Linked DNA regions of Homo sapiens: region 2 is linked to region 1. Evidence: chromatin contacts called from ENCODE Hi-C or POLR2A ChIA-PET data. All regions are on one chromosome and are shown on one strand. The core of a region is the stretch at or near the end of the contact, and the rest is flanking DNA. Distances in the headings are between cores, read along the strand shown. Region 1 has its middle 460 kb from the start of CBLB. Region 2 overlaps CBLB (Cbl proto-oncogene B).

Region 1 (6,201 bases), core at 3,551-6,050:
TAGCACAGTGTAGCCAAAGCACAATTTGGAACTAAAAAGTTGGAAAAACACGTGGAAAATTCAAGGCAAATTATAGTGTTATCATTTTGTTAGGCTCATTTGGTTGCAGAGAATGAGTCTGCATGCCACCTGATGTAATGAGAGTTTATTATGGAATATATGTGTGTATATATATATTTTATCTATCTATCTATCTATATATTATATACACACATATACACACATAATTTCAAGAATCTGAAAAACTAGGCTATATCTTTTTAATGGAGATTGGACCCAAAATGTTCTTTAGAATTCGAGACAGTTCCAGATAACAGAGCCTGGGGAATTAGTAAATATTTATTCCAATTGCCTGCCTTTAGAGCAACCAGGCTATGCTCTGTGAGTCAGCTTCTATCGGTCTCTTGAATTCTCTCACAAATGGTCCCTTACCCTCCACTCCCAGAGTCACAAATCAGCAGACTTACACAGAATAAGCCCAGGAAACAATGCTTTGTTAAGACAGTACATGTTTGGCTTTTTTTTTTTTTTAACTGCATTTGAATGTCTTTTAAGCAGTATTTGCATTTTCCAGTTTGCCACAAGCTGTCCACAGCTCCTCCTCGGTTGAGGGGTGAGGAGTCTCATTTAGGAGGAGTTTGAGTAGAACATTTGCATGATGTTCAGGGCCCGCTGTGCCCTGTCCTAGTGGAAAGAACACCTACGGATTCACCCTGTCACATATTAGCAGTGCATGCCTGGTCTAGCTGCTTTGCTTTTATATGCCCCTGTTTCATTATATATAAAATTATATAATTTAAATACTACTTACCCTGTGTTGATTAATTTTATGTATTAACTTGATTGAGCTAAGGAAAACCCAGATAGCTGGTAAAATATAGTTTCTGGGTGTGTCTCTGATGGTGTTTACAGAAAACACTAGTATTTGAATAGGTAGACTGAGTAAAGATCGCTCTCACCAATGGAGGTAGGAACCATCCAGTCTGTTGAGGCCCTGAATAGAACAAGAAGCTGGAGGAAAGAATAATTTGTTCAATCTGAGCTGGCACTTTTATCTTTTCTTTGGTCTTTGCTGTTCCTGGTTCTCAGGCCTTCATTCTCTATCTGGGTTTACACTATTAGGCCTCATGCCCTGGTCCCCACTGTTCTCAGGCCCTACTATTTGAACTGAGTTATACCACTGGCTTTTCTAGTTCTCAGGTTGCAGACAGCAGATTGTGGAACTTCTTGGCCTCCATAATTGCTTGAACCAATTCCTATAATTGTCTGTCTATCTATCTATGTAACTATGTATCTATCTATCTACCTACCTACCTACCTACCTCCTGCTGGTTCTGTTTCTCTGGAGAACCCTGACTAAAGTATTATTCCAAATAGCTATTTTGGAAATTAAATGGAAAATAAAACAGCAGAATGCTTAAAAGACCATGTATTAGACTCACACAATCTAAGTTCAAATTGCCTCTGCCATGGAGTAGTTGGTAATCTTAATCTCTTTGTAAGCTTCTTTTTTCTCATCTGTGAAATGGAGATAATAATAATGCCTTTCACATATGATTATTTTGAGTATTAAATGAAGTACTAATCATATATAGTAAGGATCATTTAATACAATGACATATATTGCACCATGCAACACAATAAATTTTAGCTGTTATTATCATCCAATGTGAAAGTTGAATGTTACAATTTTGCAGTGGATTAGATTTCTCTCTTCCTTGGAACTATTCTTAATAATTTGAACACTAGAAATTTACCATTCATCTTACTTCTTAGTAGAGTATTTTAGAACTTGCAAAGGTTTTCTTAGTTGACCAGTATTTTATCTAATTACTATCATTCTATTCTGCCCTATAATCACTGCCTCTACCCATACTTCTATTCCTCCTAATTATAAAAAACTTCAACTTTCTACCTTTTAAAATAATCTGACACTGTGTCTGAGCACTCAGATTTTAAAACCATAATAAATAAATTTTAGCAGAATTATTCCAAATATATATAATGTATTTAATTGTCTTCACAAATGAAAATGTTCTGGACATGGTTTGAGTCTTTACTCATGATGCAAAACCACTGCCATGAATACCATTTTTTTGTGCTATGTTTTAACAGGGTGCTACGTTATTACTCAAGTAACCCTAGACAGCCCTAATAACACTAGAACTATTACATCAAATTGGTCCCATTACTTTTAAGGGTTCGAATTGGCAGTTCTTTTTTTTTTTTTTTTTCTATCTACTCCTTTGCTTTCTTGCTGTTAGTGCATTTTTTTGTTTTTAGTCTAATGCTGACATAGTCTAATGTTAACATAGGGAAGATCTGGTATATAACGAAGGAATCTGGCTTTCTTAATTTATTACATGTTGGCCCTTATTTATCTCTTTGGAGTAAAGTGAATGGGCTTTGTGATAGACATTTCCTTGGTTGCCAAGCTGTTAATGTTGGTTTGTTTTTGTTTTGTTTTGTTTTGTTTTGTTTCTTCACTTTGCACATATTTATTTGAGCTAAAGCATTGAGCAGGACTACCCCTATGCAATAGAGTTGAGAGGGTGACTGTGCATTATGGAGTTTACAGAATGTTGAAAAGCTCCCACTCTACACCAATTTGAATTCCTCAATAGTTTCCTTACATATCTACTGAGATGCTAGAAATTATAATGTCAGGATGTAGTTTTAACACTTTCAGGTTTACTGTGTAAAATAGTCTATTACAGGTAGCAATTTTAAGAAATTTAGATGACGAAGAACTGAGCATCTTAGATATCTCTGAACCAAATACATTGTATTTTCTTTTTACTTTTGTTCATATTGTCTGATAAAGGATTTTGGAATTGAGAAATGATAACTGGTTACCTTTACAGTGGAATGTTGAGCATTATCTCAAGGACACTTCTGGGGTTACGGGATTCTGTAAGAATAAGTGCCTTTCATTTTATTTAACTATTTTGCAACATTGTGGAGATAATTTGTAGAGAGATGATGGTGATGCAGATAGCTCCTGTTAAGAGAAATGCAAATGAATTTTGTGTGGTGGAGATGAAATTCATTTCTAGACTGCTGAAGACACCACTTTTGTATGTGATAGCAAATTTATTTCAGCATTCTTTCATGCTCATATAGGCACTATTTTTTACTTTTTAAAAATTGCTTTTTACATCTTATGGATTTCCTAAATAATGAAAAAGATAAAAATTAGTTATGTAAGATCTTTGATGCATATCTATTTTATATTTTATAAGTCATGATTTGACTTTTGAAAAAATTATTCTTTAACAATTTTACTTCCTCTATCTGAGGTAGTTTCTCTTCTCACTATTTCATCAATTTTATCATTTAACACTGGGCTCAATGTATATCCTCTTAATGAATTTCTTTCTGATCACAATTCCGAGTTATTATGGTAATTAACACTAGCAAAAGTTATCTATCACAACATTTTTATAGTATTCTTTAAACCCTTTATTGTGAGATAAATGTAATAAAACTGTGATTGTTTCATCCTTGTACTTGAATATCTAGCTGGGTGCTTGGTACATGACAAGGATTCTATAAATCACTATGGCCTACTGGCACCCATCTTGAGCAAGCTAGCACTATGAACCACAGAGAGTAAGCCTAGGAATCTCTCTGTCCCCAACTCTGCTCCCATGCTTGCTTCTCTACCCTGCACCTGAGATTCACTGCTATTCAAGGTCACCATCTATTGGGGGAAATCAGCAATTGGCAACTGCCAGGCACCAAGTAGTGGAATCTCGGTCAGGAAATCATCAACTCCATGAGTCACCACGCCTCTAGCCACCTGCCTAAGTTGAAATGACTGGGCTTTCTGGGAAAAGAAGGCATACAAGGATCTGGGTATGACTGGGACAGAGACTAAATCTGACCAAGGTAGCTGCCACTCCACCCCCAAACAGGCCCCTCCACCTCAGGATAGTTTCTCCTGGTTTGAAGAATATCTCCAGCTGACTGCAGCAGTTCAAGCTGGCCCACCGCCATTCACAGTCTATCCCAGGCAAACGGGATAGGGCAAGGCAAGAGTGTTCTCTCTTTATAAGTAACTAGGTATATAATGTCTTCTACTTTTCCTTTGGGTCTGCAAAGCTAAATACTTTTACCAAAAAAAAAAAAAAGTTTACTGATCCTTGCTACAGATTATTAAATTTTAATTTATGACTTGTCTTCCTCAAAGGATTATAAACTCCTTGAGGCAGCAAAAAGTATAATTGTCCCACCATGCTCAGTAATTATTAGATGATTAATTGTTTGCTTTCACCAATCTATATTCTTTAGCATCAAAATCTTCTATTTTTCCTCCATTTAATCCCACTATAAGTTGACAACTTTGAAAGCTACTTATATTTCAGAATAAGAGATAATGATGCAGGATTATTACTTATCTGACATGTTTAAAGAAAACATCAAAAAATTAAAATAGAAGTGTCATATCTATTAGCTAGCAATGACAAAAAGAAAAATACAAAAGAGGCCACAGGTCGTATAAAAAATTTTTAAAAGAAAACAGAATTCTAAATTAGGATTTATTTCACTCCAGGATATTAAATATTTCAAGAGTTTTGAAAGAAACTATCTTCTCCCTTCTGAGGTCTCAATCTATTTGTCTCAGCATGTTAGACATTGAGCCCTTGCCTGTCTCACCTGTTCTTCGCCTCCCACAAGGCCTGTGACTCAAGTGTACCACATGTGAAGTGTAGTCATGAGGCAACTGCTCTAAAAGACATTATTTCATTGACAGATGCAGTGTGCCCTAAGGATTATAGAAACTACTGCTCATGTTTTACTAATTCTTCTGGTCACTAAGTAGACCTCCACCTGTATATCAAGAAAATGACTTATGCCATCATCTGATTTGTGCTAGTCAATCCATTCTGCATTCCTGGACTGTAAGATCATTTGTGCTCAAGGTAAATACTAGCTGTTCTCAGGATGTGTTTACTTCGGGAATTTTGGAACTGGTTGAGGAAAGGTCTCAGGTGAAAGGTATTGATAAAAGAAAAGCTTTATTACATTTATCTTTTAAAGAATTTATTAAAGCATTCAGTGACTCATGAATCAAGGCAGCTTCAGACCACAAGTGGTTAGCACTCTGCCAGGAGGGGCAAAAGGGGAAACTTTTCTGAAGGGTTTGCAGAAGCACGACAAACAAAACAACTTTGGTTAGAATGGAAAGTTCCTAGTTAGAAGTTAGTTAGTAATTTCTTTTCTTTCTTTCTTTCCTTTTCTTTGGGGGTTGGGGTTCTTATTTCAGGTGCTGTATTTGAAAATATATTATAACACAAATACATTGTATAACTTCATGTAAAATGGATCTGGTTTTCCAATATGACAGGGTACAAGTCTCAAATCTAATTCTCCACCTCGCTTTCAGTCAATGATAGCCTCTGTTTTCAGAGAAAAGAACACCCTCATTCGCTTGCTCCCTCAGCTTCCTGGCCAACAATTCACTATCTTGCCTGCATTATTTTCCATCCCTTCGAGATTTATTTCTGTCCATGGAAAGTGGTGTTTAGTCCTTTATCTAAAGTTACTCTCTTCCTAAATTGGTTTCCTTACCTTCTGCTCCCCATTTTTTTCCAGCATCTCCATTCTCTCCTTCTTTGCTTGCTTATTCCCACAGTTAGTGATTTCTGATTGGTAGAGTTACCCTAGTTTCCATTTACTGTTTACATTGGGCTTTGATTTGTTCACCAAAGAATTTGAAGTGCCAGAGCCACCCCAGTCTAAAGGTCTCTAAATTCGATTAAAAAAAAAACAGTATGTTTAAATGAAAAAGACTAGAAAACAACATATCTGAGAGGATGATGTATGATGACTTTTCACAATGAAACTCGTCTGTCAGATGGGGTTTGTGGATATCTATTACATGTTATCTCCTAAATATCTGCAGGGAGGACCCTGTGCATAGTCACATGGAAAGGCACATTCTTTAAAAATGTTGATTGTAAATATTCAGATACATCCAATGTGCTGGGAGGAAATAATTATTACTGTTTAAGGTATTACCATTTTCATACAATTTTAAGGACTTTCAGAGTGCTTCAGCTGTTTGGAGCTTGATTCGAGGGAAATTGAGCGTGTGTGTGTGTGTGTGTGTGTGTGTGTGTGTGCGTGTGTATGTGTACGTCTTAAAACTTTCTGTTCCCAAGGTTCTACATAACTGTCCTCCTAGCTCATATGGAA
Region 2 (5,832 bases), core at 1,872-4,371, 580 kb before region 1:
ACTACAGGTGCTCATCACCACGCCCAGCTAATTTTTTGTATTTTTAGTAGAGGCGGGGTTTCACATCCTATATGTACTGTTGACAGGAGTTAATCTCTCTTCTAATAATGGGTTCCTTCATAAATTAAAAGCTAATCCTGTGCATTGTGGTTTTTATTACAAAAACCAGTCATCCAATCCTTGCTAGCTAGTGCCAAGCAGAATTATAAATCAGAGAAGTTCATGTAACATGAAAAACATGAAATCAACATTATACTCTGATATTTGTTGAAAGCATGTTTCAAAGAGAATCAATGTTACTTCAGATTAAAATGATAAAAAATAATATCAGAACATAAGTAAGCCCAGTCTGATCAATTTACCTCATTTACTATATAATTTATGTTACCAAATCATAAAAATGTTAAGCAGAAAATTTTTATTTTGTGACTACTTGAACTGAATCCCACAGATGATACACATTTTAGTGGCAGAGTCAATCTCAAAACACAAATTTCAAGTCTTCATGTTTAAGATAATTCCATTAAGGCACGCAAAAGAAGAAAATGATAGTATCCATATAATGCTACCTTCTTCTAATTTGCTATGTGAAAACAATTATGGAAGATAATTTAAAGGGAAAAACAATAAGCACAACAAAAATGTTCATCTTAAAGTTGTTTACATTAGAGAAAATGTGGGAAAAGACCTAAATTTTTCAAAAGAGAGCTTTGTTAATACTGACATACTATTTTGAATGAATATGACAAGGGAACTGATGAAGAATATTTATTGACTTTGAAAAATGTTCATTACACATGGTTGAATGTGCAAAGCAATTTACAAAATAAGTACAGGACACAGTTCTGTCCTATACAGAACAGTCTGATATTTCTAAGTTTACTATTTCCCTTTTGACCTAATAAACACAGAAGGCAAAGGGAAAGATTTTAGATCTAGGTGGCAAATGCCCACCTCCAGTTGTTGCATTCTATCCATCATTGTGCTAAAAGATCAACAAAATAAAGTAAGAAACTAAGTAGAGAGTTTAAAACAAAGCTCTTTTGGATGGATCCTCTCAAAGCTAACAAGCAGCCACCAGGCTCACAGCATCTGATAACTCCAAACTTAAGCCAAATGGCTCACTCTAAACTTTTAACAATGACCAAACATACCAATAAAATTACAGACTAATAGGAATGACACTATTTTCCATATGTTTGTTTATGTGTGTGTGTGTGAGAGAGAGACAGAGAGAGAGAGAAACAGAGAGAAAAGACAGGGAGAGAGAAGAAGGGAATGGATAGACTAAGCAAGTATAAACTTACCTGAAACAGCCTGGTAAAAATATCAAATTCAAAAACTGAAATGTAATCATTGCAAGTTAAATCAATTGTTGATTTTAGAGCCATTGCTTCCAGGCCAGAGCTAATCTGGTGGACCTCATGAAGGCACTGTCTGAATACTTTCCATGGTACGATAGTTCTGTGCAAGGTGGAAAAAAAGGGAAATAATTGAATCAAGTATCATTTAAGAAATACCTCCCTTTGAAGCAGCAAAATTCAATAATAAAATTAATATAATTGTATTTGTACTACCAGACAAATATTTGAGAATATTGTTCATATTTCAGAACAAATGTAGTGGGTTCTGTTTAACTCAATTATTTTGCATTTGCTAAGAATATGACAAAAATTTAAATTAATTTTCTCTCAAACAGTCCTAGGCTATCAAGATAGCTATAGAAACATATCTGAAAAAAGGTATTAGGTCAAAGTCTTATGTGTCATGACCTCTTCATGTGTGTATACAAGGTTATTTAATAATGAATCAAGATTTAATTCTCATTTTCTAAAAACAGTCATAAGATGATGGGTCCATATAATAATAGAAATCCTTTATTCATTGCACAAATGAGTAATATGTATCAACCAATTCAAGAAGGCTAAGGTAGAAAGCCATCAAGACATTTCTGCCACAACCCTGATGTTTTCTGCAGAGATGAAAAACATACGTTATCTAACTTTTCATATTAATACAAAAGAAAAACTTAATTTTTAAACCAACCACAATGGTTATATCATGGGAGTTTATTCAATATTTATTACTTTATTCTGACTGAATATCATTCGACAAAATTTTAACATGTTATGCAGTTACATGATTCAAAAAATTTAGAAGAGCACAGAATGGTAACTAGGGAAACGTCTCTCAACCTATCCCCACCTGACCAGTTTCCAACTCACCTACCCTCTTTCCCACCATGAAAATTAGTGACACCCAGGATGCATTTCTTAGTTAACCTTCCTGCTTCAGAATAATGCCTATTCCTAATTCGGCAGAAGAAAGAAATCATTCAGTTTTTAAAACTTAAACTACAATTTTTACAACAGAATAGCATAAAAGCCGTCCCTCTTATAAGATAACATCCTCTTATAAGATAGCAAATATTTAAATCTTAGGTTTCCTTTACCAGTATCTCTGAAATACAAGACTCAGGCAGAATAAACTAAATTGTGCCTGGCCCCATGCTATATCAATCCTCTTCAATGAGATATCACCATAAAGGTACAACTTTCATATTCATTCAATAATTTTCTATAGCAGTGTTTGTCAAACTTCAGCATGCATCCAAATTATCTGAAGGGCTTGTTAACATAGCCTGATCCTCAACCCAAGATATTATGATTCAGTAGCATTGGGGTGGGGCCTGAACACTGACAGCCATAAAATGTTCCCTGAGGCTGCTGCTGCTGCTGCTGCTCTAGAGACAACACTTTGAGAGCCTACTATATCTATTCATTGCTAAAACAAGGCACTGTTGGGGAAATACAATTATAGAAATAAAGATAACATCTTTGTCTCTGAAGATCACACTTTAGGGACAGAAGTAAAACCTGTAATGCTAAAGAATCTAGAGTGGGGTATGTAAGGACAATGCTAGCTGGGTGATGGATACACAGCAAGGGCTGGAGGGATTCCAGAGAAGCAGTCTGTGGGAAGTGGCATAAATTAATGGTGAGACAGGTTGACAACACTATGCTGTATTTATAAGAGAGTTTAGGTTTCAGGTACCATTAAAAGAAGAAAAATATGAGGCTTAATACCTCAAAAAGTGTTTCTCTATGTATGAAAAAAACAGGAAACCACAGAGAACTGAGGAGAGATACCACATCAGATGCCATTTAGAAGAAACACACGTCAGGCTCTGATTAAGGTTAACAAAATGCTGCTGTTTTTTTTAAAAAAAAAAGGAACACTTTTAAGAATATTAGGAAGCTGTTGATTTACAATGAAGTATAAATATGCAATTATGTCCAGCTTCATTATAATTACCATAAAACTAATGTCTAAGAAGTACATTTTTCTTTTCCAAATTAAAGTTTCAAATACTCAACACACAAAAGGGACATTGATCATGATACTCAGAGTAAAAAAAATATGATCAGGGAACCACTGACTTCAGAACAGTATAAATTTTATTTTTCGTATGAAGAAGTTAAAGCATTTTTGTTTCGTATATAAAGTATACAACGTAAAGTGGTCAAATTGTCAATATTTATTTTGTGTATAACATATAAAGTTTTTTTAAAAAGGCCAAATAGACATCTTCCACATCTGTTACTATAAAAATTATTCTAATCTAGCATTTACAGTGAATTCAATTCATAACTCTTTTGAGCACTCAGTGATTTCCCAGAGCCAGTTATACGAGATGTATGAACTTAAGAAAATTTTAGTCTAATGTACCCCTTCATAATAACAATTTACAAAAGGACAAGCTACATTTCCACAGTACTTGTGTAAATGAAACTTTGTCAGATTACTTGTGATAAACCTCAAATCCAAAGAGGCATTCACTGGAATCTTAATTAGTGGTAGTAATAGGGATTAGGGAGCCAGGGCACTATTTTGTTAACTTTTCATATATGAGTGTTTGCGCAACAGATAACCCTCATTTGATCACTTCAGCAAAACACCCATTATTGTGTAGGAGGTGGGGCTGGGGAACAGAGGTAGGGGGAAGGGGATTTCAAGAATGAAGAATAGAAATAGAGTACAACAACAAAGTCTTTAAAAACAAACAAAAAAATTAGATTATTCTAAACTGTTGCACTAAGGCTCTAAACTTTCTTAAGACTAAGTGGCTACCATTCTTCTCTGAGGTATATGAGAGGAAGTGAACCCAGAAAGCATGAATTTTCACACCTCCATTTAAACTTCTGCAAAAAGACAGTGGTGGTTTCTACTACCTCTTCCTTTAGAGATGAAGCAAATGAGAGAAAATATCAATAGCAAATTGTTTTACAAATGTAGAAATTTCAGGGTGCTGGCAGAGACCTGGGAAGAAGAAAAGGGAAGAGAGAGAGAGAGAGAGAGAGAGAGAGACAGAGAGAGAGAGAGAGAGAGAGAGAGAGAGAGAGAGAAAATAAAAAGGCCAACTAAACTCCAAGTTTTCACTAATCCAAAAATCTTTCAATATATTCTATTGACCCTTACAATTATAAACCACTTAAGTTGCAGGCTGAATCGCTTTTAAAATACAGTGAACAAGTATAAGTAACTGTCAATCTACAAAGAATAGAATACATGACCAATGGATAGCCATGCACCTGTAATAATAATATAATTTCAGGATCTTTTTATTTCAAATAAGAGTAAGAACTGCCATTTATTGATGGCTTACTACCACCTATCTATTACACAGAAATCTATTAATGACTTTTTGTTAAAGTGATAGTTCTGTTCATATAATATCATGAGAGATAAGAACATGATAAATAAGACTATGTTATAATCCTGTTATTAGATAATGAGTTCTAGTCTGTCTACCAAAAAACAATAGTAATCCTCTTTAAAGTCTTGAAAAACAGTATCTTTTCTTTTTTTTTTTTTTTTTTTTATTATACTCTAAGTTTTAGGGTACATGTATGTGCACATTGTGCAGGTTAGTTACATATGTATACATGTGCCATGCTGGTGCGCTGCACCCACTAATGTGTCATCTAGCATTAGGTATATCTCCCAATGCTATCTCTCCCCCCTCCCCTGACCCCACCACAGTCCCCAGAGTGTGATATTCCCCTTCCTGTGTCCATGTGATCTCATTGTTCAATTCCCACCTATGAGTGAGAATATGCGGTGGAAAAACAGTATCTTTTCAAAGACAATGGGATTAATCAGATGCAGGGAAATAAATCTGGAAAGGTGTCAGCTGGTCAGTAGTTGACAAATCACTTAATCTTCCAGGCTTGTTTTCTCCTGTGTAAATGTGGAGAAGTGTATTAGATATTCTAATTTGAAAATCCTGCAATTTTAAGAAAAGGTAAGAAGAATGGAAAATAGAAAGTGTGAGGAGAATGATTTCTTTTAAAAAAAAAAAGGTAAAATATTTTCATGAAACCACTAGTTCATAAAAGGCTACAGGGTTTTAGTTTCAACTGATAGGAAAAAATGAAAAACATTTCATACAACAAAGGGTGAACATCAACAGAAGCCAGGGTGTTTGCAAACAGGAACTTCTGTATACTACTGGTGTGAATGAGAATTTACACAGCACTTCTAGAAGGCAATTTGGAAACAAATTTCAAAAGCCTATACATTATGACTAAGAACATCTACTTCTAGGGATTTCACCTAAGGAAATTATGTCCAAAAAATACATAGCAGCCAAAGGCCCATCCACAAGTCTTTTATATGCAGTGTTGTTTATAAGAGCAAAATATTTGAAAACAAATACGTTCACTAGTAACAATTTTGTGCAGAAAAATATTTATTGTCGTGGAAAAGTGTTCATGGGATACTACTAAATGGAAATAGTATTTTTAAAATTTTGTCCTTTATGATCCAATG

The links. Hi-C counts contacts between places; a loop is a spot of excess contacts on that map. ChIA-PET counts read pairs that join two places held with the same protein, here RNA polymerase II (POLR2A). Pooled maps may share reads with other maps.
Region 2: a map of CD4-positive, alpha-beta memory T cell shows a loop between it and region 1 (3-fold over the local background). The contact joins two enhancer-like sites. A Hi-C loop is called at or near these places in 2 of 168 maps with a recorded cell type or tissue (CD4-positive, alpha-beta memory T cell and heart right ventricle) and 10 of 50 pooled maps. POLR2A ChIA-PET finds 5 or more read pairs at or near these places in 1 of 52 experiments (naive thymus-derived CD8-positive, alpha-beta T cell).

Annotation. Positions count from the first base shown.
Region 1 is chr3:106,329,296-106,335,496 of GRCh38, forward strand. No RefSeq gene overlaps it. Among named protein-coding and RNA genes, the nearest start is that of CBLB, 460 kb to the left of the region's middle. Within about 2 kb of position 4,801, at least 3 of the 41 ENCODE cell types and tissues checked have a DNase peak (open chromatin) inside an H3K27ac peak, as active enhancers do.
Region 2 is chr3:105,750,155-105,755,986 of GRCh38, forward strand. CBLB (Cbl proto-oncogene B) reads right to left here. Exons shown (of 19, transcript NM_170662.5): 5 at 1,308-1,464. Among named protein-coding and RNA genes, the nearest start is that of CBLB, 120 kb to the right of the region's middle. Within about 2 kb of position 3,122, at least 5 of the 41 ENCODE cell types and tissues checked have a DNase peak (open chromatin) inside an H3K27ac peak, as active enhancers do.